Regions from separate parts of the Mus musculus genome. Here all the other regions are linked to region 2. Evidence: chromatin loops called from intact Hi-C (ENCODE). Cell type or tissue: heart. All regions are shown on one strand. Each heading gives the region's core, and the rest is flanking DNA. Links, peaks and the distances in the headings are about the cores only.

Region 1 (10,798 bases), core at 1,071-9,070, 110 kb after region 2:
GAAAACTTGACAGACGGGTCGATGGGCTCGCCAATGAACCAAACAATCCCTAGAAATAGTGAACATTGCCATATGCGGGAAAAAAGTGGATTCTGCCTTATATGGTAATTTAGGTTATTAAGTATTTTACCCAGATTACCAGGGGTTATCCAGGTGGTTCCTAAATGCCACCAAGGTCTCCTGAGACAGAGGGAAAGGGAGATGACTCATAGCAAACAAGCTTATACAAGTAGCGGTTAAGGGACAAGTCTAGGGTATCAGGTGTTCCCCAACCTTGAAGGAGCTAGGAATGGATTTTCTTCCAGTTCCCCAGAGTGAGGCTGGGCCAACTCCTGGACTTCAGTGAAACTAGTTTGGAGCACCGAGTCTCCAGAACAATGAGAAAGGAAATTTCAGATGTTTGAAGCCAGCAGATTCCTGAAAGTTGTTGCAGCTGCTGTAATCACTCATCCAACTGCAAGACAAGACTGGACCAGGGCAGGTGTCAAGATAAAAGGAATCAGCACATTAGACAACGGATGGATGGAATAAAAGATTGGCAAGCGGGCTAGGACCATACGTGTTGTAGGGAAGGCCAGGGAGTGTGTTTGCTGGAGAAGGAGAGGCAGATAGGGGGAGATGGATGTCTCTGGGTGGTGGCGCCTGGACCAGATAAGTATCTTGCCCCAGTGCTGAGACAGGCCTGCCAATTCGATCCAAATTGGATTTTTCATGCTTTAATTGGGCTTTGCTGAAACCATGCTTTTCTTTTTCATGTCTAATTTCAAGCCTTGAAACGATCCCTTGGTTTAAATTGGGCGGTTTCCCAATGCTGTTTTCTTTCTGTTCAAACAAGGTTGACTTTGATTGACTGGCAGTTCTCAGCTACCCAATTTGCTCTCCTTTGTGCTGGTTCAACATGGCAAATGTCAGCCCCCGTGGCTGCCTCCCCTGCCCACTCACCTCATCCTTCTCTGTGGTGCTACAGCCTGGGGCTGAGGGCACAGGACGCTTGGTCATCAACCAGTGTCTCCTATGCCACTTATCCTATTCAAACAGCTCCGTTCCTAAAATAACTGTCTTTGAACTTCCTATAATCTCATTGTGGTGTCTGTCTCCTTAAGAAAAAAGGAACCTAACATGGAGAGAGTGCACGTAACTATAATCCCCCCCCACACACCCCTGCCGCAGGCTGCTGCTGAGGCACAACAAAGGATCATGAATTTGAGGCTAGCCTGGGCTACAGATTATGATTCTAATTTTTCACATACTTATATTATTGATGGAGAGTTGACTGTTTTCAGTATTTTGCTAGTATATGTAATTTTCCATGGGTGCATATAATCATTTTATTTCTTCTGACCAGCACTCAGAAGTATCTGTAACATGCTTTTAGCAACAACTATAAAGAACTCTTCAAATGTTGGCTTCAGTTGCCCCTCCCCAGGAGTGGGAGAGAGCCCAGTTGCTCCCCAGACCTACCATCTCTGGGGTTCTGAGCCCTTCTCAGTGGAGTTATTCTGTTGGGGTGCATGGTAGACTCTCACGGACCTGATGGTTTAAAGTTTCCTGCTGATAACGGTGCTCCCGCCTCCCTTGTGCTTTGTACCCATTTGCATGTCCTCATGTGCGACCTGTCTTGTTTGGAGCGTTGCTCCCAGAAGATGTTATATTTTTATGTCATTATTGTACTTTTACATTATCAATATAGCTCTCCAACCTCATAGATAATAAGCTCCTTTATACCCAAGAGCTATGCACTATTCATTAATTTCCTAGTGCATAGCTTATGCTTCCCACTGTACACTTGCTGAATAAAAAGAACAGGTGTTTAGGACTCACTCCATGATGATGAAATGTCGCCACCTTGTGTCCAGAGTGAATGAGCAGGAGGATGCAAAGTCAGTTGGCTTACTTATTCCTTGAGCTCATTTTGTTTTGTTTTGTTTTGTTTTGTTTTGTTTTGTTTTTTGAGACAGGGTTTCTCTGTGTAGTCCTGGCTGTCCTGGAGCTCACTGTGTAGACCAGGCTGGCATCGAACTCAGAAATCCGCCTGCCTCTGCCTCCCAAGTGCTGGGATTAAAGGCGTGCGCCACCACTGCCCAGCCCTTGAGCTCATTCTTAAATTCTCCCTGCCTCTTTCCTTTTCTCTGTCTCTGTCTCTCTCTATTTCTCTCTGTCTCTGTCTCTGTGTGTGTGTGTGTGTATGTGTGTGTTTTGAGACAGGGTCTCACCCTGTAGCCCAGGCTGCCCAAGGATTCACTAGTTAGTTCCTGTCTTGGATTCACAGCAATCCTCCTCCCTTTGTCCTCTGAGTGTTGGAGTAACAGGCAGGAACCCCTATGCCTTGTTTTGAGCTTTCTTTTATACGTGACATAAAAAAAATACATTGCGTATTTCTTCCACATACTTATTTTTTTCTTTAAAATTATATACTTATTTTCATTTTGTTGAAAACACTTGAGGTTTAGGTTTGTGTGACTTTCACTACTTGAGCAGCTGATGACAGTTTAAGATGCTGGGCGGTATATACTCAGGAAAAGCGGTCAATCAGTGGTCATTGTGTTCTAACTGTGTGGCAGGTGCTGAACATACTCTGAGATATATTCAAAAATATTTGACATTCTCAGAGGCTAAAAAAATGGAATATTATAGGAAAAAGGCCTGAAAAAGCCAGTGTTCACCAATTCATTCATCAGTCCGTGATCGAACACACACTGCTGTGCATTTGCCGTGTGCCAGACACTGCAGCATACGGTAAAACCCAAAGGTGTATGCTTTAAACCCTGGCTGCTCCAAGGAAACCTACATTAAAATTAGATTTGTTTGCGCCAAATTCAGGACTTTTTTGTAGTTTTGCCTGACTATAAATCCCTGCAGCCTGAGCTTGCTGTGTGACAGTCTTTCCCTGGGGAGATACAACGTGTGGGCCTACTCATCTCAGAAAGGGAGGGAGTCCACAATGGATTAAAGTAATGATTGTGCCAATGTCCACTTTACTAACAGGAAGATGGGTGGAGGGTTACTCAGAAAACAGCCACTTTACTACAAGGCCCTCCAGACATGAGAACTGTATCCCTGAACAGCTTGACCTACCCAACATCTCTTTCCTTAGTTTGGCTGCTCAGAGTCTCCACCTCCAACGACTGTTGGGAGACCCAGAGTCACCTCTGGTTACAGATAGATGAGGGGGTCCTAGACAAAGGTGGGAGGGGGTGCCAGACTTCACTGATCATCTCAGTTCTTTCTCCCTCCTAAGTCACTCATCAGCCCACCATTAGGATGAAAGGCAACAGTGGATTGATGAGGTCTAGAGACATCATGCGTGCCTTCCTCCATGGATGACTTCTCTGTCCAGGTTATAAGATATAAGGGTGTGGCCTTGATGTCAGTGGTCACAGTTAGGGACAGTTCCCTTCTGACAGAGAACAATGGGAGGTGCCTTAGATCTGTTATGACTGGGGTACTGGTAGTCATACCCGAATCCCTTTTATCTGTCAGGATTAGATGTATTCTGAAAGTTTTCTACACCAAAGTAGTAAGAACTTGGCCTTGGATTTGGGTGGGGGTGAAAGCAGAATGTGGTGGTAAGCTAGATTTGTTGTCGGTGTTGGGGCCAATGTCTCAATTGTTTTACTTTCTCCTTTGTACCCTTCTCTCTCAAAGATTTGCTTTTTAAATGTGCACGTGCTGTTAGGGGCTGAGACTCAGACTCCCCAGACTCAAATAATATGCAAAGCAAAGACGTTTACTCTTTAGAAACAACCAGCCTGCAGGGGTCAACCATTCACCACAATGTCAGTGACCAGAGGAGTTGGCAGGGCTAGGGGAATTTTCTAGAAGGGTTAGATAACCTCTAACACCATTGGCTAGAAGCGCAGCATTGTAATTAGTAACATTTTGATTGGTTGCTATGTTAGTTTTATTATTTTTGGTGAGGCTTTGAATAATTTCAAGAACCGACTCGGTTCTAACCTCATTATCCTCTTCGGCTAGGTGTTGCAGGAACTGACTCACTTCTGGACTTATCCTTCCTTTCCCAGTGTCATTGATTAATGGCCCAATGTTCATAGTTCCCCTGAGGAATCTTGTTCATTTTCCTGGGAAACTGAAGATTTTCAAAGCCAGGGTATTTGGACCTCTCAGTGCGTGTGTGCATGTGTATAAATTTATGTGTATCATGGTCATGCGCTAGTACCGGTGGAGCTGCAGACAGCGTCCGATTCCCTGCAGCTGGAGTTGCGAGTGAGCCACCTGATATGTCTACTGGGAACCAAACAGACACAGGATCCCTGGAAGAGCATCAAGCATCCTTAACCATGGATCCGTCTTTCCAGTCCATTTGCATTTCTCTCTCTCTCTTGAGAAGCTCATGTGATGACTGGTCACAGGAAATAGTTCCTTGTCCTCTCCCAAATGTTCCATTAAACTGGCGAGTAAGAGGCGTTTTCTTTCTATCTTGCATTATACTATATTACAAAGAGTGCCTGTAGCCATCGATTGATAATCACATAGACTCCTGGAGATTTTTTTTTTTTAGACATGAAATTACTATTTGATGAACACGGAAGCTTTTCTAACATGAACCAAAATTGGGCTGGCTACTGGAAAAATGAATGACAGTGAGTTGCTTTCTTTATTTGAGAAAAGGAACACGATTATGATGTGCTCAGGGCTGTGATGGATGAGTGTGGAGGGGACATGGAAGGTTGCTTCTTGGGCGAAGTGGAGAATGAATTGAGAATAGGGAGGAACTGGCAAGCAAGTATGGGTAAGAGCCAAGGGGTGGACCAAGATGTTTCCTGAGGAAAGAGTCTACAAGCAAGGGCAAAGTATCTGTGTCTCGTCCCCTACGTGCTGCAGGGCCGCTGGACACTTGTACCCTGAGAAATAATAGGACAAACTCAATATTTAACAATCCCACTGTCAACTACATTATGAGAAGTAACAGGGCAGACTTCAATATTTAAGGATTACATAATGGGTGAGTTAGAATGTGGTACCTCTGAATGCAGATGTGCCTGTTAGGATGCCACGTGATGGCAGTGAGCAGGGAGACTTGACATGGGTATAGATGTGGGTCCTTACAAATAATTCAAAATTAGTGCCGTGGACAGATATTCAGAGAAAGGGAAAGGGAGACATTATCACAAATCACAGCCGAGCTTTAGAAGATGGTGGCCAGCTATTCTTAGGAAGAATAGACAGGGAGAGGGGAAGGCAAGAAAGGGAGGGGAAGGAAGGGAAGAGAAGGAGGGAAGGGGCGCTCAGAGAGGATTCAACCCCTCTAATTTCTTGCTGCTTCTAAGGAGGACTGAAGGTGTTCCCTGTCGGGTGTGATGTTGTGCTCTCTGCTAAAGTCCCGCAGCACCCTGCCTTGATGTATTGATTTAGAATTTTTTCAGGTCATAGTGCCACAAGGAAAAGTGTTACCGAACAGCTTAGTTGCATAGTCCGGCTTAGGTCCGGAGATCTACTTGGTCATAAGTAGCAAGGCTTTGTATGTGTGCCTCTTGAAACTCAGGGATGATAGTAGGATGCTTTCAGGTTGGTTTTAGGATCTCAGCCATTTCCCTAATCCTAAAGCAGGATTTTGCTGACCTGGAGTCCCTGAATGCTGAGTGAATCTCCCGTGTTGGGAGCAGCCTTCTAGTGGTACTATTTCAAATTGCAAGTAGGTCTGAAAGGAAGCAGGTGAGCATTTCCTTGATGAAATTGCCTTCATTTTCTTTGAGAAGACATGCTCATGCTCAGAATTTAGCCCTTGGTCAGAGTTCATTAAAAACTGTTCACCTTTTCGTGTGTTACCAATATCCACATTGAATCTATTTGAGAGTAGATTAACTTATACACTGTCATTCACACTTGCTGATGAAAGGAAAATTTGAATGTAACGCAAAGGACCTTTGTTTCTTACTGTATCTCTCTTTTGTCATCAGAGTGTCTCCAGGAAAAGCTGACATGCCCTTTTCTGAATAATACAGCCCTGAATCTGTATTAGCGTTGCTCGTATGTCTATAATGATTTCAGGGCTTGCCATTTGGCATTGGGTAGCTAGTTGCGGGAGGGAGTCATCTCTGAGAGAAGACTAAGTCTCCCTCTCTCAGCAGTCCTTAGTTTCCGGTAGTTTTTTGTCTAGAAGTGGGACCTCATCAGAATTCCTCCTTCTACATTAGCATGTTTATTAATATTGCCCTTGTTCAGGTCTTGTCCAGGCAGCCATATTGTCATGTTGTCATGGGTATAGCTTCCCTGTCATTTCTAGGAGACACAATCCCACAGCAAGTTTCCTAGACATCTGGCACAATCTTTCTGTCCCCACTGCTGTGATGTTCAGAACCTCAGCTTCCTTCCTGAAGTTATTTTGGGTTGTGCATGCCCATGGTGCTTACTCCTCCTTTTATTTTGGTGTCTTTTTTCTCTATTGTTGGCTTCCCCATCCTGATCGTGGGTTGGACTAATATGCTTGTTTGTACCTTGATCATTTCACTAGGGAACTTTTATAGTATTCATCTATTTTTGTTGCTGGTTTTTTTTCTTTTGTTGTTGTTGTTTTGTTTTTGCTTATTTCAGGTGTTTTTGAAACCCAGTAATTGAAAGTTTTTGATATTTTGCAGGACACTGTCAGCCAGTTTTTCTTTTTCACTGTTCATATTTCTGTGTTACAGTCTGTTGGCTTGTACGTCTCTTCTGGTTCTATTTGGCTATCTTCTTACTGATGATGCTCTTTCGGAGGGCTCAGCCCTCTGTATCTCCAAGACAGAGGAAAAAATTAGCAACAGAAGCATTATATTATTTACCTTTAAAGAATTAAACTTAAATTTGATTAAAGCCCATTAAACTAACATAAAAAATTATAAAATAGAAACACTAGAATGAATAAAGAATGTTCTATGAAATAAAAAACATCAGGGTAAATGCAAAAACAGTAAGCAGGTGTGACAAGCAAAGGAGACAGAGAAAGGGGAGCGTTATGGAGAAGTGGGTTACAGAAGTGGAGGGAGTGTTAGCAAGGAGAGAAAAAGAGCAAGAACCCAGAAAAATATTTCTCATTAGTTAAAAAGATCAAAACAAAATAAATTAAGCCGGGTGTGCTGGCGCACACCTTTAATCCCAACACTCTGGAGGCAGAGGCAGGCGGATTTCTGAGTTCGAGGCCAGCCTGGTCTACAAAGTGAGTTCCAGGACAGCCAGGGCTGGCTATACAGAGAAACCCTGTCTCGAAAAACCAAAATAAATAAATAAATAAATAAATAAATAAATAAATAAATGTAAAAAAGCACAAAAGATAATAATAATGTCTAAGAACCACCAAAAGTACAATAGAGAAGAAAAATGTTGGGGAATGTAAGAGGGAAGGAGAAGGGATGAAAAAATGGAAACCGGGCTCAGGAGAAGATGGCTTGTTGACGTGCTTATATTACTGTGCAAACATGAGGAGTTCAGACCCAGACCCACATAAAAAGCCAGGGCAGCAATGTGTGCCTGTATGGTTGTCCTCGGAAAGGACTTTCTTGCCAATGAAAGTACAACTTGATTTCAGGTCCTTCAAGTCAGAGTGGCTCACATTAAGAGAATAGACAAGAGATGAGGGTGAAGATGTGTGTAAAGGGGAACCCTTTACACTAATGGGTGACTGGTGTTCCTCCTTGTTTGAAACTCTCCTGTTTGTTTAGAATTCTTTCAAGTGTTGCCTGCAATGCTCATTTAGCTCTCATAAATTGTTTACTTTATGCTAATCTTCCAAATGTTACTTCCTCATTGACTTTAAATGATGAGCTTGCTGAACGCACTGATTTTGGCTGACAGCTTTCTACTCCCAAGGCTTCACGTACACACTCCCTGATTTGCTGGCTGCTAGTTTTGGCCAGGTAATCTGGAATGATTCTGACGCTTTACCCTTTGCACACAAGTTGGCCTTTTCCTCTTACAGCTTTTCATGTTGCTTCTTTGTCCTACAGTCTTGGCACTTTAGCCATAATGTAATCTGGTGAGCTTCTTTCAAGAGTATGTCAATTTGGAGTTCTAAACGTCTTCTGTTTTTAGATGTTTCCATCAATTCTTCCAAGCTATAAACTCTATAATCAGAAAACACAGAATAGCATATATGGAAACAAATAGTGTACCTATTATTTTAGTGAGCAATTTAAATGCATTCACTCCCAGTTTTTGATAGATCAAAATGAAAAATAAAGAAGGTACATTACATATTTAACTAACAAAATGTAATAACTTATGGCAATAAAGATCCGTCTCTGAGTTTTATAGTATGTACTGCTCCCATGCAGGCATGGAATATTTAAGATTAGCCAGGCTCAAACCTAAGAGTCCAGCTACTCATGAGGTAGGAGCAGTAGGATTTCTGTGAGTTTGTGGTCTGCCTTGGCTACATAATGAATTTCAGACCAGCATTAACTACTGAGTGACAGAGAAAAAGAAATCATTTAAAATTATGGCTAAACTATGGGACAATAAAGTCTTGAAGTATCAAAGGATGAATGTAATATGGCTTTCTTTCTCTAACATTTTATGTGAAGATAAAAACCAAAACCAAAACAACCATTGTCATATGTTTGGAGATTTTTGAATTCACTTATAAACAATCATTGCATCAAAAAGAAATACTAATAAAACTTTGCAAACACTACTGCAGCAAAATGTAAATACCACTTATGAGAATTAGTAGTCCACTCTGAAGACAGTGCTGAGGGGCATTAGAGAGTAGAAAAAAAGCTTCAAAATTTAATGAGCCAAAATGTTGACTCAATAAATTTTAAAAAAGCAATAAACTAAATATAGAAAGTAATGACAAAAAAGAAAGCATGTTAATAAACCAAAGTAGTTGGTTCTTTGAAAGGATTACTAAACTATGTCAATACTGATCACACCATGAAACTCAATGAGCATTGAGCCTTAGAACAGGTAAATATTTTGACAATTACATCAGGGTTGGTTGTATGAAGCAAAAAATCATGCCTTATGAAAATACATGGCAGCAGTTACACTTGGGATGGAGAAAACGGATGGAGTTGAAATGCTTGCAGCTTAGGCATTACTGAAGAAGTGGTGACGGTTTGGAGACTAGGAATCAGAGGTATATACTGGGATGTCAAGGGTAACCACTAAAATGGTGTCTTAAAAATACAGTTGACAAGTCAATAAAGGGGAAATAACGAAGTAGTAAAATTATTAATGCATGCATGACCAGCACATGTTGATCTCTGGGGCCACCTCCCTAACACATGTTGCCTGCTTCCAGCAGGAAGAGGGACTGGCCCCAGCCCCACATATCCTCAATGTAAGAATCTTCTAGTCTGTTAAGGATGGCTGAATGTTGGTTTGGACGTAAAAGCAACAAGTGTGGCAGGAAGTGGCCTGGTTCCTTAATTTCTTTGTCACTATTTGAATGTTTTGCTTTGTTTTACCCCTGTGTAGTGTATTTTCAGTATTGTTTAATTCCTTTGCATTATTCTTATCTTTAACTTTACATATCTTCTCTAGTGTAGAATCACATTTGAGCTCTTGCATCTTTTTCTCTCAGTTTTCTGTCCTTGTATTTTTGTGATCCATTCCCCTTGTTGTCATGACTGTATTTACTTCATTTGCTATCATTACTAATATTTTTTTTTAATCTTTTTTTTTCTTTTGGTTTTTCAAGACAGGGTTTCTCTGTATAGCCCTGGCTGTCCTGGAACTCACTTTGTAGACCAGGCTGGCCCCGGAGGCAGTTTTTTTTTTTTGTTTTTTTTGTTTTTTTTTTTTTTAACTTCAGAGATTACACTACCTGTTTTTGCATTTTCTTCTGTGGGTGTTGTAGTAATTGGCTTTACCTGGTTTTTATTATATTTCTATATCCAGTTTGGATTAGTGTTGCTGTTATGGTAGTTCATATTATTCTCCCTGGTGACTAAGATCAGAGGGCAACTCGTAAATGTCAGTTTTCTCCATTCGTCATGTGGGCTTTGGGAATCGAACTCAGGTCATCAGGCTTGGTGGTGGGTGCCTTTACCCACTGAGCCAACTTGCGGGCCCACTCTCTTTACCTTTCCCTCTTACAAAGAACATAGGCACATGGATGGAGCTGGAAACAACCATTCTGAGTGAGAAAACCTATATCCAGAAAGGCAAATGCTGTATTTTCTTTTGTTTGTGAGAGCTTTGAATCTTCAGCGATGTGGATTTCATTTTCAGTATCTATAAAAGTCAGGAAATTAGTAAGGTTCTATAGAAATGTAGTTACATGATTGTCAATGATCGTCAGTCATTGCCTATTTCCTGAACTACCACAGCTTTATCCCTAAAGTCTCTACCATTGAGCATGTCTTGAAGTAACCTCACTACTCCCTGTTTGCTTTTAAAATTTCAGGTGTCTTATATGCAAGTTTTTAATAAGCTTGGGGTGGATGGTTTTGCAGGGTGAGAGCGAAGAATCTACTTTAATTCTTCTACATGTAGATGCTTAGTTTTTCCAGCACCATTTATTTAAAACGTCGGCTTTTCTCACCTTCATATTTGAAAAAAACCAAACAAACAACCAAAAAACCCAAAAAACAAAAGTCAGGTGGTTGAAGCTGCTAAGCTTCACACTTTGTATTCTCTTCCATTCCACTGATCTACAGATCTATTTCAGTGGCAGTATTATGTTGCTTTTATTACTGATACCATTCTGTCAAATGGAAACAATAAACTAACTCCTAATGACTACGTATATCTCCTGGATTAGTGAATACCTCAACCCTGATCAAGAAATCAAGAAGCTGCATTTCCTCCTCCTCCTCCTCCTCCTGCTTCTCCTCCTGCTCCTCCTCCTCCTCTTCCT
Region 2 (10,798 bases), core at 1,912-9,911:
AAGTTCAGTGCTCTCCAGATGGCAGTGCCCTGGAATAGATCGGAGAGTCATGTTTTAAAAGTTACCAGTGCTCCTTGACACTGAGAGTATTGTAGCCGTGCACACCGTCATTAAGGGCTCCACAGGACTGGGTTTGGGAATCAGACCAGGAATGAACTAAGGTTGTGGTGCTGATGGGACCAGAAGATTGCAAGGACAGAGGCTGCAATGCAAGCAGGTGGAGGACACAGGGCACCCAGAGTGGCAGGTATATATTTTGCAGTATCTGGGGCAGAAACAATCTTTCATAAAGACAAACACATAAACTTGAATAAAGAACACCAGCTGACCATTGTGCTCCGCTCAGAGTTCTGAAAAAAAAATGCACGGGTGGCTGATCAGGGAGCCTGGCACTCTGACAAGGTCTGCCTGTGCCCGAGGGACCTCACTAGGACTAAGGAGAGGGAAGGGAAGCCAAGAAAAGTGGCGCAGCTGCCAGGGTGTGTGAGGTGCAGGTTGGGGAGCTTGTGAAGAGAGTCACTTGGTAGAAAGAAAACCTTTGTCCCCAGCTGCATTTCCCCATTGCTCAAGGATGTCCTCCAGACCTGAGTCTAAGAAGTGGGCTCTTACCAGCTTAGTGCGAGACCCTGAGGGTAGGCTCAAGGACACGCTTTTATTTTTGAGACAGGAGTCTCATTTTATTTCCTGGGACAGGAGTGAACCAGTCTTTGTTGCCAGGCTTATGTGGGTGAGATGGGAACGAGTGAATATCTTCCTGGCATAGGGTCGTCATCAGGGTCTTAGTGCGCCTATTGTTAGGGAGACTGGAGGGTTGTAGGAATCCTTTGCACTTCGGTTCAAAATGGTTTCTCCTGTAGCTTCTTCTCACTCTCCGAGTTTTCCATGCTGTTCTGTTTAAGGCTTTCATTCTGTTCTGTTCATGCTGCTTTTGTGCTCTCTCTCTCGCTCTCTCTCTCTCTCCTTCTTTGACTTTCATGCCTTTACCTGGCTACATTTTCTGAACCCAATTCTTCAAGTAAAGCTTTTCGTCTCTCTGTCTCTCTCTCTCTCTCTCTCCCCCTTTCTCTCACTTTCACCTGCTCTCCCTCCCTCCTTCCCCTCCCTCCTTCCTCTTCCTTTCCTTCCTTCCTTTCTTGCTTTCCTTCTTTCTTCTTCTCTCTCCCTTTTCCCCTTCATCTGCTTTTTGACTCACACCACCTGTCTACCTGTAGCTTATATTCCAATGACAGGTCATGTCTGGCTCTGCCTCATGATAAATGTACTAAGCACAAGGATCCTTTCTTATTCACCTATGTGAACATGGATGTTTAACATTGTGCCATGTGACACAGTCATATCACCTTGACCAGACCCCCTTCTCTTGCTTGGGTTTCTCACAGGCCAAGGGTTACAGGACTCTTGCTGAATTCAGGTCAGAGGGCTTATCTGTTGACTGATCAATATTGATCCTCTCTACAGTGCCCCATCACCAAATATAACAGCAATTCTTTTTAATACTGCTTGTAGGATCAAGTTAAGGGCAAGCCATGGAGTTAGAAAGGTTAAGTCACTACATAAAATGCATAGGAACTGGTTTTATTTGCTTAGCAGCGTGTCCAAATCTACAGGACAATGGCTGATCTTTTAATAGGTTTAGCAGTGTAGCAAGGCTATTAATGACTCTGCCAAGGTGCAGAACTATGGTTACAGGGATTTCTTCTAGTATAGAAGAGGATTGGAGTGGAGGCCAAGCATGGGGGGGTTGGTGACCCATTATTCTGGGCGGGTTTTTTTCCCACTGAAATCATAGCTAAGGCTATTGGACAAGTCCAGGCAAGACACCTTGAGAACCTGAGGGAGGACCCTACGACAGGAAGGGAAGGGTGGAATAATGAGCCTTATGGAAACAGAATGAGTAGGATGGAGTAGGCTGAAATGGCAGATACCACTTCTGAGCAATGACGGTGCCTTTGGAGAAGGGCAAGGAATAGGCAGAGGTCTCTGTGAGCAGGGCTGGTGGCAGAGGGGACTCACTCAGTGACAGATGCAAGAGTGGGCACAGAGGTGAAGAACACATTGGAGAACTAAATTCCAGTTTGGGCAGCCTGAGAAGATCCAGTGGAGCAGAGAGAGATGGCTCAATGGGCAGAGGTGCTTGCTCCCAAGCTTCCACCATGTGGGTCCCAGGGATCGACCAGAGTTCGATCCCTGGGACCCACATGGTGGAAGGAGAGAACTACCTCCCTAAAGCTGTCCTCTAATCCCCACGTGTGCGGCGTGGTATGTGCATCTGTGCATGTACACATAGTGGAGGTCATGTGCAGAGCTCCCGGCCCCACTCCATACAGATTCACACTCTACCTCTTCCCCCTCCCCAATGATACTGGATGGGCTGCTGGATGCTCTCTCTGTATTGAGTTTATCCAGGCGGTAGGGCATGGTACTCTTTACAAATGTCTCCATGGAGCATCTGAGGTTACAGCTAGATCTTCATGTAAATGTCACTGTCCCGAGGCAAGGCCAGAATGTGGTATGGCACAAAGGCTTCCTGAGTTAGTCTGGCTCCTGAGCAGGTGGGCAGGATCCTGCCCCTCCTGTCACCTTGGTCTGGGGCCATGTAATCTCCCAGGATGTCCCTTCCCATTTCCACTGTCTCTTTCTGAGGATTCTTCCCTCCCTGCCCAGCTCTTTGATTTCTCTGTTCTCTGAAAACAGAACAAACTGAGTTCATTCTTTCCTCTCCACCCTTTTCTCTTCACCTCTTCTATTCTATTGAAAACACAAGCTAAGTTTCGGTCTTTACTGTATTAACAGATTGAATGCCTCGGTATAACTGGATTTAGTGCCATGGGAAGTACAAGGAACTTTTTAGAGGTGAATTTTGGGTAGGAGGTATGAGAACAACCCCCCCCCCCCCCCGTAGACCAGCAACATAACTTACCAGGCTGCTATGAGTGACTTACATCTGTAGCAAACTCTGAGGCTAGCCCTGGGTCACTTTCTCCTCTCTATCTGGCATTTAGCTTCATCTTTTAAATGAAATGGAAGGATAGTGGCCGTTATTAACTCAACTGAATGTCCTGGCACATGGTACCTGTGCCAGCGAGATGGCCAAGCCAGTGTGGCCTGAGTTCATTCTGCAGGACTCACACTGTGGAAGGAGGAAACAGACTCTGGCAAGTTGCCCTCTGACATCCACAGGCATGCCCATGGTACATGCATGCCTGCACACATACATGCAAGATAAAATAACGTCGTAATTTGTAAAAGACATGCCTATGAAATAATATATATGTGAATGCTTTGAAAAGCGGAGTTGTTGTCACTATGGGCAAGTGTTGAAACAAAGCATGTATAAAATGAACTGGTGGCATTGAGAGATTCTTTCAGGGTCTAAATCATCTTCCCTAATAGCTTTCTACATGTAGTTAAAGCTCAAACAGGATTGGATGGGTGAATATTTAAATACTTGACTGCTTGTTTCTAGTCCCAGTTCCCTTTTCACACCGGCACTACTGCCCCCTGCTGGTCAGTAGCAGCATTACAGTGCAGCAAGTCCCTAGCTGGGTTGTCTCCTCAGCCTGTTGCCTGGGCTCCCTGAGCTGGCTCCTTTGCATGGGTCTGTGGCCGACCGTCACTCACAGCCTTCCTTCCTTCCTTCCTCTTCCCTCTCCATCTCATTCCCCGTCTCCATCTGCCCCTGCAGCACTGCCAGTAACTCCAACCGCAGCACGCCAGCCTGCTCTCCCATCCTCCGGAAGCGGTCCCGCTCACCAACACCACAGAACCAGGACGGAGACACCATGGTGGAGAAGGGCTCAGATCACTCCTCGGACAAGTCCCCGTCCACCCCGGAGCAGGGTGTGCAACGCAGTTGCTCCTCACAGTCTGGTCGGAGCGGTGGTAAAAATTCCAAGGTGAGCAGACGATGCTGGGGACTTGGCAGCCTTTGTTAGCTGGTCGCAGGAAGCTACTGGGTACTCATGTGACCGAACAGCCCCGTGTCTATGTGATGAAGTCAGGACAGGTCAGCGTCAGCAGGGGAGACTCTTGATGAATTGATTCCTGGTTAATCATTCAGGGAGGGTCCCGAGTCATGCGCCCCTTCTCCACCCCGCTCCCCATCTCTCGGTAAGCATCTAAGGAACTTCAAGACCCTTGAGATATGGAGGAAGCTCTGGTGAGCAGGAGGTGTCGCCTTTATAATCCTTCGTTAAATTTGGCCCTTTGAACTGGCAAAGGAACGTTATTTGGGACAAGTGTATTGCCAGGAAGAGCGAGTTCAGGGAAGCTTCCGGAGGGCTATTTTTAACCTCCTCCTTGGCCATCACCCCGCCTTACCTTTGTCCCAGCCCATGCCCTACTCATCTTGCAGAGAGGATAGTCACAGGACTTTTCCTTCCCTCTCAAGCTTGTCTTGGGCTCCTGATCCAAGGATTAGCATAGAGGCCTCCCTCACATGGTTAAGGTTCCCCAGAGTTCTCCTTCGATCCCCAGGCCTCTGGCAATCAAGAGGTGCCTCTACTCAGGTGCTCCTAAACCAACGGGAGTCGCAGGGCTTGAGAAAGGGGACCCCTCGGGAGGCTTGGGAGAAACCCCACTTGAACTTGTCTTTTGATTTCTTGTTCTTCCTCTTCTCCCCACTGTTTTCCAAACACCTTTGCATGCATGGTCTTAGTCTCACAAGCGCCTCTCAAAAGTAAGCCATCTTTTGTCTCTGTCTTTTAATCTCCCCTCTAGTATTGAATTGTCTGTAGTGCTCAGCATCCCTCCTTCTACCCCTGCCAATTCTGCCCATATGTCCTGCTTGGTCCCTTTCCCAGAAGGGCTGAACCCACTGTTCCCCACCCCCACCCCTTGGCAGGCTGGCTTGGAAGTCACTGAGGGACCACGCCCACTGCACCTGACAACAGAGAAAAGACTCCACCTCCCACCCCACTCCACCTGCACCCCATCCCCTTCCCGAGTCTGCCTGCTTCTCAAACACTACCACTAGTGGGAATGTGTCTCCCTCCTTGCGTGGCACTTTGTAAAACGCAGAGTCCTGCAGGAGGTAGTTCCGTCCCTGTGGGCGTGGAGCCTCCACTCAGTCACTCTGTTGTTTCATGTGACCCTTGGATGGGTAACGGTGGCCTCCCTGGCAGAAGTGAGGAAAGACCTTGATGAGATCTGCCTAGTTCATCTTTTCCTCCACCCCTGAGAGCTACCTGGCAGGGCACCCGCTGCGACTTGCTTGTACCGCTCTGGTACTCATTCACAGTGTGCTTAGAGACCTGGGTTTTGATTAAAGAAGGTACAGTACCAGAACCTTGGAGGGTGATGACTGACAGTACCCACCAGGCTCTAGGGAGGGAGACGTGCCAGCCTCTACCCAGGGCCCTCGGATCTCCAGTGGTGAGCTCAGTGGTGAGCAGTTGGTCGCAAGGCAGTAGGGCCCAGGAAGTCGATTGTTGGGAAGAAGTGCCAACTTCAGTCAGAGAGACAACTTACAACAGGGTCTGTGAGTGTCCTCAGGGAGGACGGTGGCACACCACTATCCACTTCCAATGGATGCAAGAACAAGAAGCTCCACAGCCAAGCCTTCCCACTGTGCCCTTCAGAGGCAGACCTGTGACTCTCAGTATTTTATGTGCCTATTGCCAGTGGGGGGTGGGGGGCGGCAGCCTGGAGTGAGGAAGCCAGTGGGAGTCCTCTGTGGGTGTAGGAGGCTGGGCAGGTTCCGGCATGCCTGATAGCTGGGGACAGGAGTTGTACAAGACCTTTTGTCGCTACGCCAGTGCCCGCCCCTCTGCCTTAGTTGAAGTGTGTACCAGAAGGCTCCAGGCTCATCTGGGAGAAGGAGAACCCAGCTTGGATGTGGGTACCAGGTTACTCCTCCTCACCACAGCTGCTGAGTCTTTAGTCTTTCCCGTCCTCAGGTGAAGTGTGCAGCTCTTTCCTCCAAGCCTAGCTCATTCCAGGAGCAGCACCGTGCTTACTGACAGCCTGACAAGGAAGGACCACATTGCACAACTGCACTGGGGATCCACCGTAGTCACCCTGGAACATGCGAGTGTAAGACACGTAGACCGCAGAGGATCTACACCAGAGTCACCATGGGAAAAGGGTTCAATGCAGGGCCCCGTGACTGGACTGCACGCAGGTGCTGCAGGGGTACGGCCAAAGCGTCTAAACCTGCTTCCCCTAGGCGCATCCTTTCAAGGTGGCCAGGTAGAGCTGCGTGGAAGCTCTGTGAGCTAGAACTGTTCTCACTACAACTATAGCTGGGCCACCCATAACCACCTCCTGCAAAGAGGCTTCACGGTGTCTCCCCCCCCCCCCTTGCTGACCTCCATTTTTTTGTTTGTTAGGGACAGGAAATCATTAAGGCTTCACCTTCCTCATCACAGTTTCAGGGGTAGAGGCTGATTCTTTCTCCCCGCTTAGAGTAGGGAGCTACAGACCTCAGGGCTGACCGTCACTCCCAGAAACCAGTGCATTTGGGCCACAGTCAAGCTGCACTCAGTAGTGATGGCCTGTGGCCACTAGGGGGAGCCAGGACATGCTTTCCTGCCCCCTCCAGCTCCGGAGAGCTGCTTGCTCTCTGCCCTTGCAGGCCTGCCAAGTAGATAGGGCCACTCAGTGCTTGGCTTCTGCCGCGCAGCTTAGCTCTCTGTTGGTGCTTGGCGGTGCCCGGTGCTGTGACCTTTCACCTTTTTGTTCGTTTGTTTATTTGTTTGTTTGAATTCTAATTTTTGTGGTTTTTTTTTCCAGTATGACAGACTTAATCTGATCAAAGTAAGACATTGTTTTGTTTTGTTTTGATTTTTTTTTTGCCTCCCGGCTCCAGTTTATGCTTAATGTAGAGCTCCTGGTCCCAGTCTCCCTTCCCCTTTCCCCCTTCCCCCTTCCCCCTCATCAGCTCGCTTTCCAGACACCTCAAGCCTTTGTTCTAGGAGATGCTTTTCGATGCGAGGGCTGGAAACTGCTCTAAGGTAGTCTGGGTATGTTTCTAGGAGCCTTGCATTCTGTCTGGTTCTCACTTGTCTGATTCCTTGTAGAAAAGGCCACAGAGACCCAAAACAAGTCCTCCAGGCCCTTCTCCTCCTCCAGCTCCATCCTGCTTCTTTTTTTTTTTTAAAGATTTATTTATTTACTATATGTAAGTACAATGTAGCTGTCTTCAGACACACCAGAAGAGGGCATCAGATCTTGTTACGGATGGTTGTCAGCCACCATGTGGTTGCTGGGATTTGAACTCAGGACCTTTGGAAGAGTAGTCAGTGCTCTTAACCACTGAGCCGTCTCACCAACCCTCCATCCTGCTTCTTAACAGCTCTGTGCTTTCACCCCACTCCCTTACCCATCTGATACAGGCTCCCTAGTTCTGTGCCTTCTTGAGCTCTAGCCCTCTCCTCCAGGTAGGGGCATAGCAATGAATTTACAATGGTAGGCAGTCTCTGATCTGTCTGTCTGTGCCTCTGTCACCCTCTTGGGCCTTAAGCCTCTCTGAGAACCTCCTTCACAGGAGGTCCCTTTAACACTCAGCCCAGAAAGGCAGGTCAAAGGTTAGAAACTCCTTCCTGCTGGGTATTCTTGAGGGCTAATGTAATCTCACCGAACATGTAAGTGTATATGTCTCTGAGGTGCCTCAGTGCTGGCAGAGAAGGAGTTGTGTAGGGATATGGTCAGCGGCATAGCCTCCGAAGTTCTTACTCTACAGGGTTCCTTTCTCATTTCTTTTAGTACTTAAGACATCCTTTCGGGACTGGCGAGATGGCCCAGTGGGTAGGAGCACTGACTGCTCTTCCAGAGATCCTGAGTTCAATTCCCAGCATCCACATGATGGCTCACAACCATCTATAGGGGGATCTGATGCCCTCTTCAGGCAGGGGGATGTATATGCAGCAGATCACTCATATATTAAATAAATAAAATTAAGGGAAAAAAAAGGGCATCCTTTCTTATATCCTCACTTTATAAGATAATGAATATTAGCTATAAAGGTACCACAGAGCTAGTTAGAGATGGGACAGGTGTTCCTAACCGAAAGGTCTTGGGATTCTGAAGCTGTTTGTGTCAAGTAGTTTCTGAAGGAACTAGCATCTCCATGTCAGTGCAGAGAAAGGGAAGATCTACTTCCGTCTACGTGGGGAGAGAGGGCAGGCACCGTGTTTGAGGATCACAACGGATCCTGTTCCCAGTGACCCTTTTCCTCCAACAGTTGTATACAAAAGTTCCAAGAACTAAAGTGCTTGGGCTCAGTTGAGAGAGATTTTCCTCCGCTGGGAAGCAGGTGACTAGCCTGCTCAGGGTTAGTGCAGTACAAGCTAACTGTGGATAGATAGCTTGGTCGGTAGCTGCAAGAGTATACTCGTGCTCATCATGATGTGAAATTAACACAACCCCATTTTGGTGGTCCTAGAGTCAGTTGCCATTGTGAACACCCAAAAAGAGCTATAGAAATGACGGTCCAGCTAGGTATAACTTTTTCGCTCCCCCCACCCTTTCCAGGCATGAATAGACTTAGCTGAACTACTTAGGTGGGAATGTTCTGGCCCAGAATTCTTTCCTATAAGGTAGCAATTCCTATTCTATGATGACATAGTCTTGGCTATGTGGGTTTGGTCTTCAAGTTCTGGAGGCCACTGTGGTAAAAGACTGTGCTTTCTAGATGAAACCACCATTCCTTTTGAGGAATGACCACAAAGAGTTCCTAGCAGAGGGTAACTGAGTGCCTGTGTTGCTGCCTGCTATCTTAGTCAGACCGACCAGTGGAATCTGTGCGAGGGAAAAGCATATACATGCCTGTGCCCCTTGCACGCCCTATCTCTGGCCACTGTGCTGACTGTCAGGGTAGAGGGTCAAGGTGTCAGGCAGGTTTCTGATTCAAAGGAAGAAGCTGGTGATGAGAAGGAGATCACATGATCATCTGGTCATCATTGTGGTCACAGTCACAGATCCCTGGTTCATAGTCGCCTCCATCCTGTCACATGCACACACGCACACCTTACTAGCTGACACAGCGGTTGCCCAGCTGTGCGTTTATTAGCTGGCTCTTTGACACAAGCTCTAAGTGGCTGACTATGTATAGGCTCCATACCTCTGGTATCTCGTTGAGGCTTTGACCCGTTGGCAACGTTTCTAACATCAGGGCAGAATGCTCATGAGTAGAGCTTGGAGACAGACACAACACAATCAAGCCGTTCCCCTTCTTTCACTAGAAAGTTTCAGATCCCATGGGGAGATCAGTATGAGTATTCCTCAACCATAGAGCTGCGACAGAATGTGATTTCATGAGTACCAAGTTGTATATAACACCATGGCTTGGAAGAATCCTTTAGAGATGACACAATTCCACTTTCTTCCTCAACCATTAGTTAGCTATTAGTTAGGTCAGTCGGTTGTTGGGATAGAAGGAATTTGCTCACCTTCTAGCTGAGAGTATAGTGTGACTTTTAAGAAAGCCCCTTCTTCCCCCTTCACCAAAACATTCTACCCTGCCTTTGACAGGGGAGATGATCTGGAGCAAGAGGCTGTGTTTGGCTCTGTGTCTACTCTGCTTCTAGTCAAAACCCACTGGGGGACTAGGATTTGGATGCCTACCACGTATCCCACCTCCCCATCAGTAGGACCTGGCGATGGGGCTCTGACTCCCTTCTGGTTGAGCGCTAGCTAGTGCTGCCACTGCCTGCCTCTCCAATCGCCCCAAGCTGTGGTGGGGGCTTCCAGCATGGATTGCTCCCTGGGCCTCCTTTCTGGAGCTGTCTTGTGAAAGGAGGACCCTCCTGAGCATCGACATGGGAAGCATTCAGCTGCATTTGGATTCCTTCTCCCTGCCCACCCTCCGCTGTCTGTGTTACCTTCACCCCAGGGGGAAGGAATACCACTTCTATCGTCTCTTCCCTAACTAATTATATTCTCTTTTATTTTTGTCTTTACAGAAAAGCCAGAGTTGGTACAATGTAAGTAGTTCTGTTTCTGTTCTTGTTGGGTAATAGAAAAATGTGTGTGTGTGTGTGTGTGTGTGTGTGTGTGTGTGTGTGTGTGTGTTGGGGGTGGGGGGATGGGCAGGGGGGTTGGTTGCAAGAAGTGTTAAGTACCGTTTGGGTCTTAGGAGTTTTTGCCCTTGTCAACCTCTTCATCTCACCACAAAACAGACACAGTAGTTCTCTTCTACAGCAGGACGGGTATGTCCTGGGGAGGAGGATTTGATCTGGGAACATGAAGAGATGATTCACCTCATGTTTTTCCTCATCTAATGTCCTATAGGAAGGTAGGGAGCAGCCAGGACTGAGTGACTGCTTCAAGGCCAGGCGGTATTCTGTGGCTAGGGTGAGACAGGAGGTATGAACTTAGGGCTAAAGTTAGCATCACTGGACAAGACATCTTGTGGAGGAGCTGGTGCTAAGAAACGGTGCTATATGACAGAGTGTGTCAAAGATATGCAGTATCCTCCAGAGCATGCTCCTACTGAAGGTTTGGCTGCCTTCTAGTCTGTAAAGCAGGGTCCTTCTTAGGTCATCCTTAGTGGCTATTTATCCAGCTCTGGACTCTGAGAGTGTTTTGTGGAGTCAGCAGTGCCTGCAAGGGCTCCATTCTCCTTGTCACATACTGTATGGCCCTGGACTCTTTCCTGGAAGAACGTCTGGCTAAAGTCCCTCAGCTTGCCCTGGCCACATGCTCTGTACCTTCAGGAGGACTGGACAGCTGAGGCACACTGTGGCCTGGCTTCAGACCCTTGTCTCCCCTTCTTTAAGCTGGTCTGTGCTGAGAATACCACTCCTCCCTTCCACTCCCGCATGCTTACTTCCTCTGTTCTGCTCCAGTGGGAGCTGAG
Region 3 (10,798 bases), core at 1,336-9,335, 89 kb after region 2:
TTAAATAAGGTCTCTCGACGGCCTGTGACTTGCTAAGTAGGATGGACTGGCTGCCAGCAGGTCACAGCTTTGCCTGTCTCTATATCCCTGAGACATAATGGTCATTTTTTGGGGGGCTGTGAATTCTGAGTATCACACTCAGGCCATCCTGCTTTACAAGGCAAGCTCGTTACAGACCGAATGATCCGCAGAGCCCCTGACTGCGTTTTTCTGTCCATGAGTGTGTTGATCTTGCACGGAGTGGTCTGGAAGTTCCGGAGGATTACTTAGAGCATAGGGATTTATTCATGAGGAGCCCAGCTTCCTAGCCTCCTGAGTGTCGGTTCTATTTGTACTATGTCCCAGAGTTTCCATGGAGAATGAGATGCAAGTTTCCCAGAGGTAACTTGCTCAATACACCCTTCATTGGCTTTTTTTACACCACTCTCTATCAATAAGTTATGGGTACTCGAACTTGTTACAGGAGTTGCTTGGGTGGGGAGACCCAAAGCACCTCACAGTGTCTGAATACTGCCAACCTCCCCAGGTTCAACTTACACCAAGCCTCTCCTGCTCATTGGGCTCTAGTCTCGTTGCTCTCTGTGAGAGCTATTTTTTCCTCTGTATAGGATTAGCTCTTTCTGATCTTTCATGCTCATGCTTAACTGTCATTCCAAAGAGATGATCTTTCACCACTGCATGGAGACAGAGACTCATTCTTCCACGTTGCACCCTGGCTTTGCATTCTTGGCATAGATTATCATTTGTAACGGCGCAACTGTCTCTGTGTATAACGACATGCAGTCTACTGCCTCCATGACGGCAAGCTCTACAAGTTAAGGAACAACTGCTGGTTTTTCATATTTCATATGATGCCTAGAATAGTATATAAAGTATATTTTGCAGTCACTAAATATATGGGGAATTGAATGAAGAAGCCTGAACTAGGAAATAGTCTGAGAACACTGTGTTGGTCTCTGAGTAGATTTTGGTAGCGTGAGAGTGGAAAAATAAAGAAGTTATAAAAGGATTTGTGTTGAGCTGTCTGCAGCCGTGAAGAATACCCAGGATTTACTGAGGAAACAAGGCATCCATGGAGCTCTTGCTGTTTACCTGGCTTTGCTCCAGGCCTTCTAGGGATGCGCACTGCATAATGCAATGTCTGCAGCCTTGCAAGCTTGCAAAAATGGGGTCAGTGGTCATGTCATCTACCGATGCTATCATTTTAGGAACATCTACTAAAATCAACTCGGAAAGGCAAAGCTGAGACACTTTAAAAAATTATATCTAGAAAACGTTTTAATATTAAATGATTTTACAGTAGAACAACCATGGAATTTCATAGCTGAACAAGATTGATGGAATTAATTTTAGTATCCCCTGGGAGAAGGTTTGTAGGGGAATCAGCTGAGTCAGTACTTTTCGTTCTTCTTTATTTCTTGATGAATATGTATCTAAAATAATGTATAAGGAAACAGAATGACTATGAATCTGTGAAAGTATAATGGAAAGGGATGGCTCAGTTCCTAGTTTTACACATCTCTCAATAGCAGCACTACAGGCCACAGCTGATCACAGTACAGCTGACATGTCATGTTTTATTTAGTTCCTTGTCTCTGAGCTGGTCTCATGGTTGGTTCTCTGTGTAGCTCCAGGCTCTTATGTGGGTTTGAATGTAATAATTCTTGCTTTCTCCTGCTCACAGCTACAAGATATTTAAGATGGTGTTTAGTCTGGGAACTCTATTTTCCAGCATTCCCTACCCTGGGTGGGAATTAGGTTTGTGCAAAAGAACTTGCATCAAATGCAGGCGATCACGTGAAGGAACAGCCCTTGCCCTAAGAAAAGCATCACAGAAATGCCATGTAGATGGAAAGGAAGGTTCCCCCGTGGTCTCAGCTGGTCTTTCTCACCTCTGACTGACCTGCTTCCAGTTTATTTTTAGACTACTGGCTCTGTTGAACAGCAGCAGCCCGCTGCAGTAGCCGGTGGACCGCTTCGTCTAACTCCTTTACGAGTCTCTTCTGTGGTTCTGCTTCCATCTGGACAAAGTGTTTTTCCAGAATTCCCTGCAAGTTTTGACCTCCTATGCTAGCGTATTGACTTCCTGTGCCAGCTGCCTTCTTTACTCTTGATTCTTGAACTCTTCCTTCTGACCCCACAGGTTTCATACTTCACAGTATCTGCCAAGTTAGCTCATTTCATGGATTTGAGACATTCTGTATACAAAGTGATAATCACCATAAACAAATGGACACTTTCTATCACTGGTATATTGGATCTGTGTATTAAACCTTCAGTCTAATACAGGAACTCTGTGCCTTTTGGGTCATCACATTTACCCCAGAGCCCAACTCCATGTGACACCATTTGAGTGACTTCCCTGCCTCCTCTGTTTTCTCTTCCCTTTTTCCTTTCTTTCCATCCTCCTCTTTCTCCCTGCTCCATTGTGTCCCCCCCCCCCCCGCAGTCATGAGAATTAAACTCAAGGCTTCATATATGTTGAACATGCACTCTTGCTCAGCGACACTCTCAGCTCTGTCTTAATCAATGAATTCTTTGCTGAAGGAAATGTTTAGTGTATTCATTTTTGAGAATTCTGTATGTTAGTACTATGTTTACATCTTTCTCACTTGATCCTCTCCCTTCCAACTCCTCTCATGTCCCTTGTTAAACTCACGACTTCTTATTATTGTTAGAAGTTTGTGTGTGTGTGTGTGTGTGTGTCTGTGTGTTGTGTGTGTCCGTGTGTGTTTTAGGGTTAGCCATTTGAGGTTGGATAACCTATCAGGAGGCTTGTTCCTGGAGGAGGCTGATTCTCCTTTTTTAGCATCCATTAATTGCCTGTAGCTCTTCATAGAAATCAGGATAGGTGAGGCCCAGGCTGATCAGGGACTTTCTTTTTGAGGTATGGAGAAAGAACTTAGTTCCTTGCCTAAACCAGGCACATGTTTAGAAAGGCTTGGGGCCAGGGTCTTGGGGAAGCTTCTGTTCTCCAGATCCTGAGAACTCAACCCTACTTCCCAGCTTGAAGGGCTGTGGTTATCAGTCCCAAGGTCACTGAGCTCTTGGTCTGAGCTGCACTTGAGCTATCCTGTGCTGCCTTAGTGCAACCTTGCTTGATTAGGTCTCTGGGACTTCATGATTGCATGATAGCTATTTGCTTACTCTGTTTCATTCCTATATCTGAAAACTGTATATAAGTTTTTCCTAAATCAGTCCACAATCAAGAAAATGCCTCACAGGCCAATCTGGTGGGTATGTTTTTCTCAATTGAGGTTTTTCTCTTCTCAAATGACTTTAGCTTGTGTCAAGTTGACATAAAACCAAACAGCACATACTCTGCAGAATACCGATATCTACAAGGGTGATCTAAAATCTACCAGTGAAACCAACAAAAACAAAAGCCAAACAACAAAAACTAGTGTTGTCTTCCATCCTTGAATACTGTATTCTTCCTCAAACATCCAGGCTCTTCCTGAGACTTGTAACTATGCAGTAAGCTTTTGTAGGCAAGTTATTCAGGGTTTATGGGAAGGGTCTTATCCAGGTATAGAGAAGACAGCTGTGGACTGAAGAGAGAGAAAGGGGGAGGGGGGAGGATGGGAGGGAGAATGGAGGAAAACGAGAAAAAAGATGGAAGGGAGGAAGGAAACCAAGAGGGTACTGACCCTATGTAAAGATCCTAAGTCCTCCTTTGTAGCTATACTTGATCGCAAAAACATCAGATGTGGTTAGAGATGACAAAAACATTCACAGAAAAATGGAATTCCCCCAGGGTAAAAGCACCTTATATAATAAGATGACAGAAAATGATCCTCAGCGATAAGTGGAAAGGCTATGACCACAAATCAAGTGCAGCATTTTCCATGGTACTGGGAATTCGGAAGTAGGTGACATTGCAGCTCAGCATAAGATCTAGAGCTGAATTTCTAGCTTTTCCCTCTCATTGATACTGTTTGTATTCTTGGGCTAGTGACTACCATTTCCTGGGCTGATGTCTTCTGACAGCTTGTCACTGTTTTACACATGATTCTTTGATCCATCCGTTTCAAACATTCATTGAGTTAATAAATCAATCATCAGACACCTATGGAGCATGTGCAGTATGCCAGGCACTCTTCTTGGCTCTAATGGCAAAGCAGTGTGTATGACAATCTGCCCTCATTCGGGCGCGATGGTGCCCACCTATGGCCAACACTCAGAAGGCAGAGGGAGGAGAATTGCAAGTCTGAGGACAGCCTGGGCTACATGGCAAGACTTGACCTCATTCCTACCCTTGAAAAGCACAAGTAAATGATTAAAAACGATCATCTTCGTTACTAGGGATACACCCTAGTGAGGGTAGCATGTATGCTTTAAATCCTTCACAGTCCTAATGATGCAAACATTGCAGGGATTGTGTAAGTTATAAGAGACCTGTGTTCTAGTCTCAGTTGTAAATCTGAGTTATCATCTCTCTTTGTATTCAAAGATGCATTCAGCCCAGGAATATTGAAAAGACAATATATTCCAAATCAGATACTGAATCCTGAAGAGAAAAAAGTATCTCAAAAGTGAGCTGCCCCCCCCCCCCCACAAAGCTTTAATCTGCAGGATTTATTTATTTATTTATTTATTTATTTATTTATTTATTTATTTATGTGTTTCTCTGCCTGTCTGACTTTATGTATCTGTGTGTGAAATGTTCTTAGCTGGGTTCCTTTTTTTTTTTTTCGAGACAGGGTTTCCCTGTATAGCCCTGGCTGTCCTGGAACTCACTCTGTAGACCAGGCTGGCCTCGAACTCAGAAATCCGCCTGCCTCTGCCTCCCGAGTGCTGGGATTAAAGGTGTGCGCCACCACGCCCGACAGCTGGGTTCCTTTTAAGCCTGCAGTGTGCTGTCATTGGACAAGAAATGCACATGTTGGTCACATGAAGCCAGCTCAGACACAATACACGCAACTGGTGCCCTTAGCTATACCTGGCCTTCCAGGCCATGCCCAAGAAAGTATCAGTAAAGATCAGGATTTTGGGAGTCAAAAGAGCATTACTGTTGTGTATTTGGACATGAATCTGTTTGGGGGAACACTTCATAATTGTGGGTTACAGGGAATCTTGAAGGAGGGGAGGGAGGGGTAATGCTTTGTTTGGTCTGTGTACCACACCCCCATTCTCATCTTAGAGTGGATGGTCCGTTTTAGTTCCTGCTTGTTGTCACATTATAAGGGGGAGGTGCTTTTTCTCCTGAAAGAGTTTCCATGGCAACCTCATCCAGCAGGCAAAGAACAGCAGCTCTCTTAGCTTCAGCTCAAAGGTTGAGAGATAAAAATATACTCTCATTAATCCAGGATCCATGTATGGTTAGGACAGGAATTACCTGAAAGTGTCAAACCAGCTGGGGTGAAATTTGATATTTTCTTGCATTTCTTAAGACACACAACAGACCACCAAAGAAAGAGCTGGTGCTCTGCCTTCAGCCCAGCTCCTTGGGAAGCAAGGCTGCTTCCGTGAGGCTGGATTTGGCTGTTAGCGTTTCTCTCCGAAGATCTCTCCCCTGCACTTTCATATTGCAAAAGATCCTGTGACCTGGGCGCCAACATGGCTGGATAGGAAAGCACAGAGTACAAATGCTAGTTCAGGGTTGATTATTATACCCTCACAACTCGAAATCAACCGTTTAGCCACAAGCTTCACGACACCTCCGCGTTTCTTTTCTTTCTTTCTTTTTTTTAAGCTTTAAAACTCTACCTTCCCCGATGAACGCCCAAGTGAACAGTGAGGCTTAAATGAGGGCATAAATATGGAACATTTTTCCGGACGTGGGAAAGCTGTGCTAATGTACACGGCGAGGAAGACTATGATTAATGTGCTCGAGCCTGCTAAGGGAGGGTGTGTGGGAACAGGCAGTGCCGCTCTCCCTTCTGGGTGGGAGGGGAAGCCGTGCTCCCTCAGCAAAGGGACATTCGCTCTCAAACGGGCCACGCCCACAAGGTAGAGCTTCCATCCCCCACCCCCACTAGAAGTGCAGTCTCTGCCTTAAATCCAGAATAAATTCCCCCTTCATTCCACCCACCCACCCACACAGATGTGTTCCCTACTTCCCATGTGGCACCCTCAGATCTACCCCAGCCTGCCTGTCTGCTGCTGGCTTTGTGCTGGGCCTGTGCTCCCGCAAGGACATCACTCCGTTCCTTGAGCTGTGAGGCTCCCTTTCTTTCTCAGGCATTGTTAACTTTTCTCCAGCAGGCTCTAGTGCTGCGGTCTACTTCTCTCTGTTGCTGCAGCTGCTTCCCCCTTGGAGTGTGCATTTCTTGCTCCACCCAACCAATCTCAGCGCACTACAATGACCCTTGCCAGCGACTAACCCTCAGGAAGAAGTCTTTAACATCTTGGGAGATACCTTAGTTTTAACATTTTTATGTCAAGGTGGAGAGATGGTTCAGCGGGCAAAAGCTTACCAGGAAAGCCCGACCACTTGAGTTCAATGCAGGGAGCCCGGGACCGGGAAGGAGAAGATCAACTCTTGAAAGTTGTCCTCAGACTTCCACACACTCAGAGCACACGATCACACTCACAAGCACCATTCACACAACAACAGATTTTAAAAATCCCTCTTAATTTGGCCTTCAGTTTCCCTAACCTTTAAAAAACAATTGTCAGTTCTCCTGACTACAAATACTGAGTCTGTGCCGTCTTTACCGGACTCCCAGTGGGAACATCTTGGAGACTCAGAAGTCTGGCCTTGGTGCCCGTGTGAACTACACTATGAACCCCCCCCCCATTCACTTGTCTTCATTTCTTCTTTCAGTGTTGAGAAATAAACCTAAGTGTGTGTGTGTGTGTGTGTGTGCGCGCGCGCGCGCGCATGCATGTATGTGTGCACTTGCCCATGTATGCATGTGCAGAGGTTGAGCAATTCTGGGTTAAAATTTTGGAAATGAGTGGGTAGATGCTTATGGTATCTACAGGCTCACCCTCCCTTTTGTTGGGTATTTCAGCTAAGGTCATCCCCCGTTGGGTTCTGGGAACATTTTGCTTTCCTGGAATTTTGGAACTTTCTGGTGGTTACTCCCTGTTCCCCGCCCTCTATTGCTATGCACCTCTGTTCTATTTCCTGACCCTCAGTATATCGCCCCCGACTGCTGCCATACCTGATTCTGCTCTCCCTTTCCCCTCCCCCTCCTCCTTTCCTCCCAAGTCCCTCCCACCCTCTACCTCCCGGGAGTATTTTATTCCTCCTTCTAAGAAGGACTGAAGCATCCAAACTACAGGTATCCTTCTTCTTGAGCTTCATATATGGTCTGTGAGTTGTATCATGGGTTTTCTGAGCTTTTTCCCTAATATCCACTTATCAGTGAGTGACTGAGCCAGCTCAGTTGGTCAACAGGTTCTCCCAGGCAGGGGCAAAGGATTAAAAAGAAAAAGGACAATTAGACAACACTGTAGCATGACCCCAGCCAGTTCTGAGGCTGAAGCGGGTTTATTATTTTTCCAGTCTGCTTTTATACCATTTTTGTACACACAAAATAATAAGATCAGTTCTAGGTCAAGAAAAAAGCAAGGCAGTAAACAAAATCCTGTAAACAAAAGGAATGCCACATGTGCCTTGGCTGAGTCGGCTCTGAGATTTGCATTAATTCAAATGTAAATGTTCTTAGTCCGAGCCTTTTTCTTGAGTCCTAGCTCAAAGTCAGATTCCCTCCTTAAGCTCTCTTCCTTGTCCTGGCCAGAGGTCAATTTCCCTCCAAGTTTCTAGAAGTGGCCTCCAAAAGCTCTCCACAGTGAGTACATATCATGTGTGTTCTTTTGTGACTGGGTTACCTCACTCGGGATGATATTTTCTAGCTCCATCCATTTATTTGCCTTCGAATTTCATGAAGTCATTGTTTTTAAATTGCTGAGTAATTTACACTGTGTACCACATTTTCTGTATCCGTTCCTTTGCTGAAAAATATCTGGGTTGTTTCTAGCTTTTGGCTATTATAAATAAGGCTGCTATGAAAATAGTGGAGCATGTTTCCTTGTTTTTTTTTTTTAAAAGATTTATTTATTTATTTTATGTAAGTACACTGTAGCTGTCTTCAGACATTCCAGAAGAGGGAGTCAGATCTTGTTACAGATGGTTGTGAGCCACCACGTGGTTGCTGGGATTTGAACTTCGGACCTTGGGAAGAGCAGTCAGGTGCTCTTACCCACGGAGCCATCTCACCAGCCCATGTTTCCTTGTTATATGTTGGAGCATCTTCTGGGTATATGCTCATGAGTGGTATAGCTGGGTTCTCAGGTAGTACTATGTCCAGTTTTCTGAGGAACTGCCAAACCGATTTCCAGAGTTGTTGTACCAGCTCACAATTCCACCACCAGTGAAGGAGTGTTCCTCTTTCTCCACATCCTTGCCAGCATCTGCTGTTGCCTTAGTTTTTGATCTTAGCTGTTCTGAGTGATGTAAGGTGGAATCTCAGGGTTTTGATTTGCATTTCCCTGATGACTAAGGGTGCTTAAAAAATTTTTTTTTCTTTTTTGTTTTTTTGAGACAGTTTTTCTGTGTAGTCTTGGCTGTCCTGAAACTAACTCTGTAGACCAGGCTGGCCTCGGACTCTGAAGTCCACCGCTATCTGCCTTCCAAGTGCTGGGATTAAAGTCATGAACCACCACTGCCCAGCAAAATAAGCCTTTTTAAAAAAATTATTAAAAATTATTTATTTATCTTATGTATAAGAGTACACTGTAGCTGTCTTCAGACACACCAGAAGAGGGCATTGGATCCCATCTCTCCAGACCCCTGAACATTTCTTTAGGTGTTTCTCGGCCATTCAATATTCCTCAGTTGAGAAGTCTTTGTTTAGCTCTGTACCCCATTTTAAATAGGGTTATTTGGTTCTCTAGAGTCTAACTTCTTGAGTTCTTTGTATATATTGCATATTAGCCCTCTCTCGATGTAAGATTGGAAAGATCTTTTCCCAATGTCTCCTTTCTTGCTTCCTCTAATTGGGACTTCCCTTACTGTGTTAAATAAGAATTCTGAGAGTGGACATCCTTGCAAAGTTCCTGAAACTTAGGGGAGTCTCTAGCATATGATGTTAGCTATAGAAATATAGAAATATTAGTTTCCAGTTTTGATTTTGATTATTCTTCCTACTTTTGTATTAATGTGCATATGACTCATAAAATACAGTGGGAAGTGGTTTCTCCTCTTCCAGATGTCTGGCCTGCTGCTCTTTCTTGTCTGCCCTATTTGTCCTCACGGTGTTGTCACTACATCCCCCATTTTTATAGGGAATGTGGGAAAACTCACCTTCAAGTCACTACATGTAACTCAAAGTCCCCACAATGGTTCTTCCAAGTTACTGCCCATGTTCAAGATCAAACAGCTTCATCAGTGGAGACACAGAGCCTCTCGGTTCTCACAGGATAGAAACCCCCAGTAACTCTGCAACATCCTGGTCCCTGATCTCTACTGCTGCTTTGATAGTCAGAAACTCTGAGTGGACGTCCACAGAAAGTGACAGGTGCTTCTGATGTGTGGCCAGGATTGCAGATCAATAGTGTGGTGGTGTCTTAGTCCATTTGCAATGTAAGAGTAGGGCACTTTATGAAGAGCAGGCATCCATTTCTCACAGCACTGGAAGCTGGGAAGTACAAGGTCAAGGTGTTTTCTTGTTTGGTGAGAGCTGCTCCCTGTTTCCAAGACTGGACCTTGAGCTGCATCTTCCAGAGGAGAGTGGTGGTACTGTGCCTTTTGGGGAGATAGGTGAAGGCCAAGCAAATTAGATTTTATGCAAAGACCTCTTTTATTAGGGTATAAAGGGAGAAGCTTTTAACATAATCACCTCTTAAAGGCGCTGCTTCTTACTATCAAAACATAGGCAACACCTGAAGTTTGGAGATTCAAACTATTCTAACCAGAGCAGGGCGTGTCTGTGTGCTAGGGCAGCGGTGTTTGAACTCAGAATAATTAACTTCAAAGATTGATTTTTACATAGGCCTGCATGCACTCATGTGCTTTCTCATTGGTTGTGTATGCAAAACGTCTATGATTCAGGTAATGAAATTCTGGAGACTGTTGCAATTTGCCCCAAGTTTTATTTATTTTCCTAATCTGTTTATTTGTTTGTTTGTCTGTTTTAATCAAGAGTCACAACAGGCCTTAAAATCACCAGGGAAGCACACACTGGGAATCCTAATTTCAGCTACTCAGGACATCACTTCAGGTCTAGTTTGTCTCTCCTTGTTAGTGTGTGCTAAAAGGAGATCTTAGGGAGTGGACATTAGGAGTGGAAGGCAAGTTGTGGCGGGAGAGGCAAAGCCTTAATTTTATGATTTCTCAGGCTTTTCAGGCTTTAGGATTTCCATTTTTACCAATCTTTGTATATGCTTTCAAATTAAGTAGTACATATAAAGATTATATGACATTTTTTTTGTGCTAGAAAATGTTAAAAAAAAATCTGACAATGTAAGTTGTATACTTACAAGGTGAAAAATTAACATCTAGGCTACTATACCTGACAGTTTTTTCTTCTTTCTCTCTCACTTTCTTTCTTTCTTTCTTTCTTTCTTTCTTTCTTTCTTTCTTTCTTTCTTTCTTTCTTTCTTTCTTCCTTTCCTTCTTTCTTCCTTCCTTCCTTTCTTCCTTCCTTCCTTCCTTCCTTCCTTCTTTCCTTCCTTCCTTCCTTCCTTCCTTCCTTCCTTTCTTTCTTTCTTTCTTTCTTTCTTTCTTTCTTTCTTTCTTTCTTTCTTTCTTTCCAAAAACAGTCTAAGAAAATAAGTATTAAGACTCAGTTTAACACTACCCTATGACTCTCTGATGGGATAGCCACTGTCACGATGACAGTGGGGC

What was found. Hi-C counts contacts between places; a loop is a spot of excess contacts. Peaks named below come from ENCODE experiments on the same cell type or tissue, not always from the same donor. Only the 100,000 strongest peaks of a DNase experiment are listed, where the experiment ranks them.
Region 1: a loop joins it to region 2, with 5 times the contacts of the local background. A loop is called at or near these places in 25 of 42 quality-filtered maps.
Region 3: a loop joins it to region 2, with 2.6 times the contacts of the local background. A loop is called at or near these places in 3 of 42 quality-filtered maps.

The regions. Positions count from the first base shown.
Region 1 is chr9:40,219,324-40,230,121 of GRCm38, reverse strand. No RefSeq gene overlaps it. Among named protein-coding and RNA genes, the nearest start is that of Zfp202, 32 kb to the right of the region's middle. In heart, for the core only: CTCF peaks have their summits at 1,841 (motif pointing left) and 5,666; no DNase peak of the experiment used is centred there; H3K27me3 peaks cover 327 bases.
Region 2 is chr9:40,326,543-40,337,340 of GRCm38, reverse strand. It overlaps Gramd1b (GRAM domain containing 1B), which reads left to right. Exons shown (of 20, transcript NM_172768.2): 3 at 3,686-3,896; 4 at 9,903-9,923. 1700110K17Rik (RIKEN cDNA 1700110K17 gene) reads right to left here and starts at 3,869. Exons shown (of 3, transcript NR_040728.1): 1 at 3,754-3,869. In heart, for the core only: CTCF peaks have their summits at 3,508 (motif pointing left), 6,501 (motif pointing right) and 7,832 (motif pointing left); DNase peaks (open chromatin) are centred at 3,760, 3,830, 4,900 and 6,560; H3K27ac peaks cover 326 bases; H3K27me3 peaks cover 404 bases.
Region 3 is chr9:40,236,772-40,247,569 of GRCm38, reverse strand. No RefSeq gene overlaps it. Among named protein-coding and RNA genes, the nearest start is that of Scn3b, 27 kb to the left of the region's middle. In heart, for the core only: no CTCF peak of the experiment used is centred there; DNase peaks (open chromatin) are centred at 5,929 and 6,209; H3K4me3 peaks cover 1,350 bases; H3K27ac peaks cover 2,072 bases; H3K27me3 peaks cover 1,696 bases.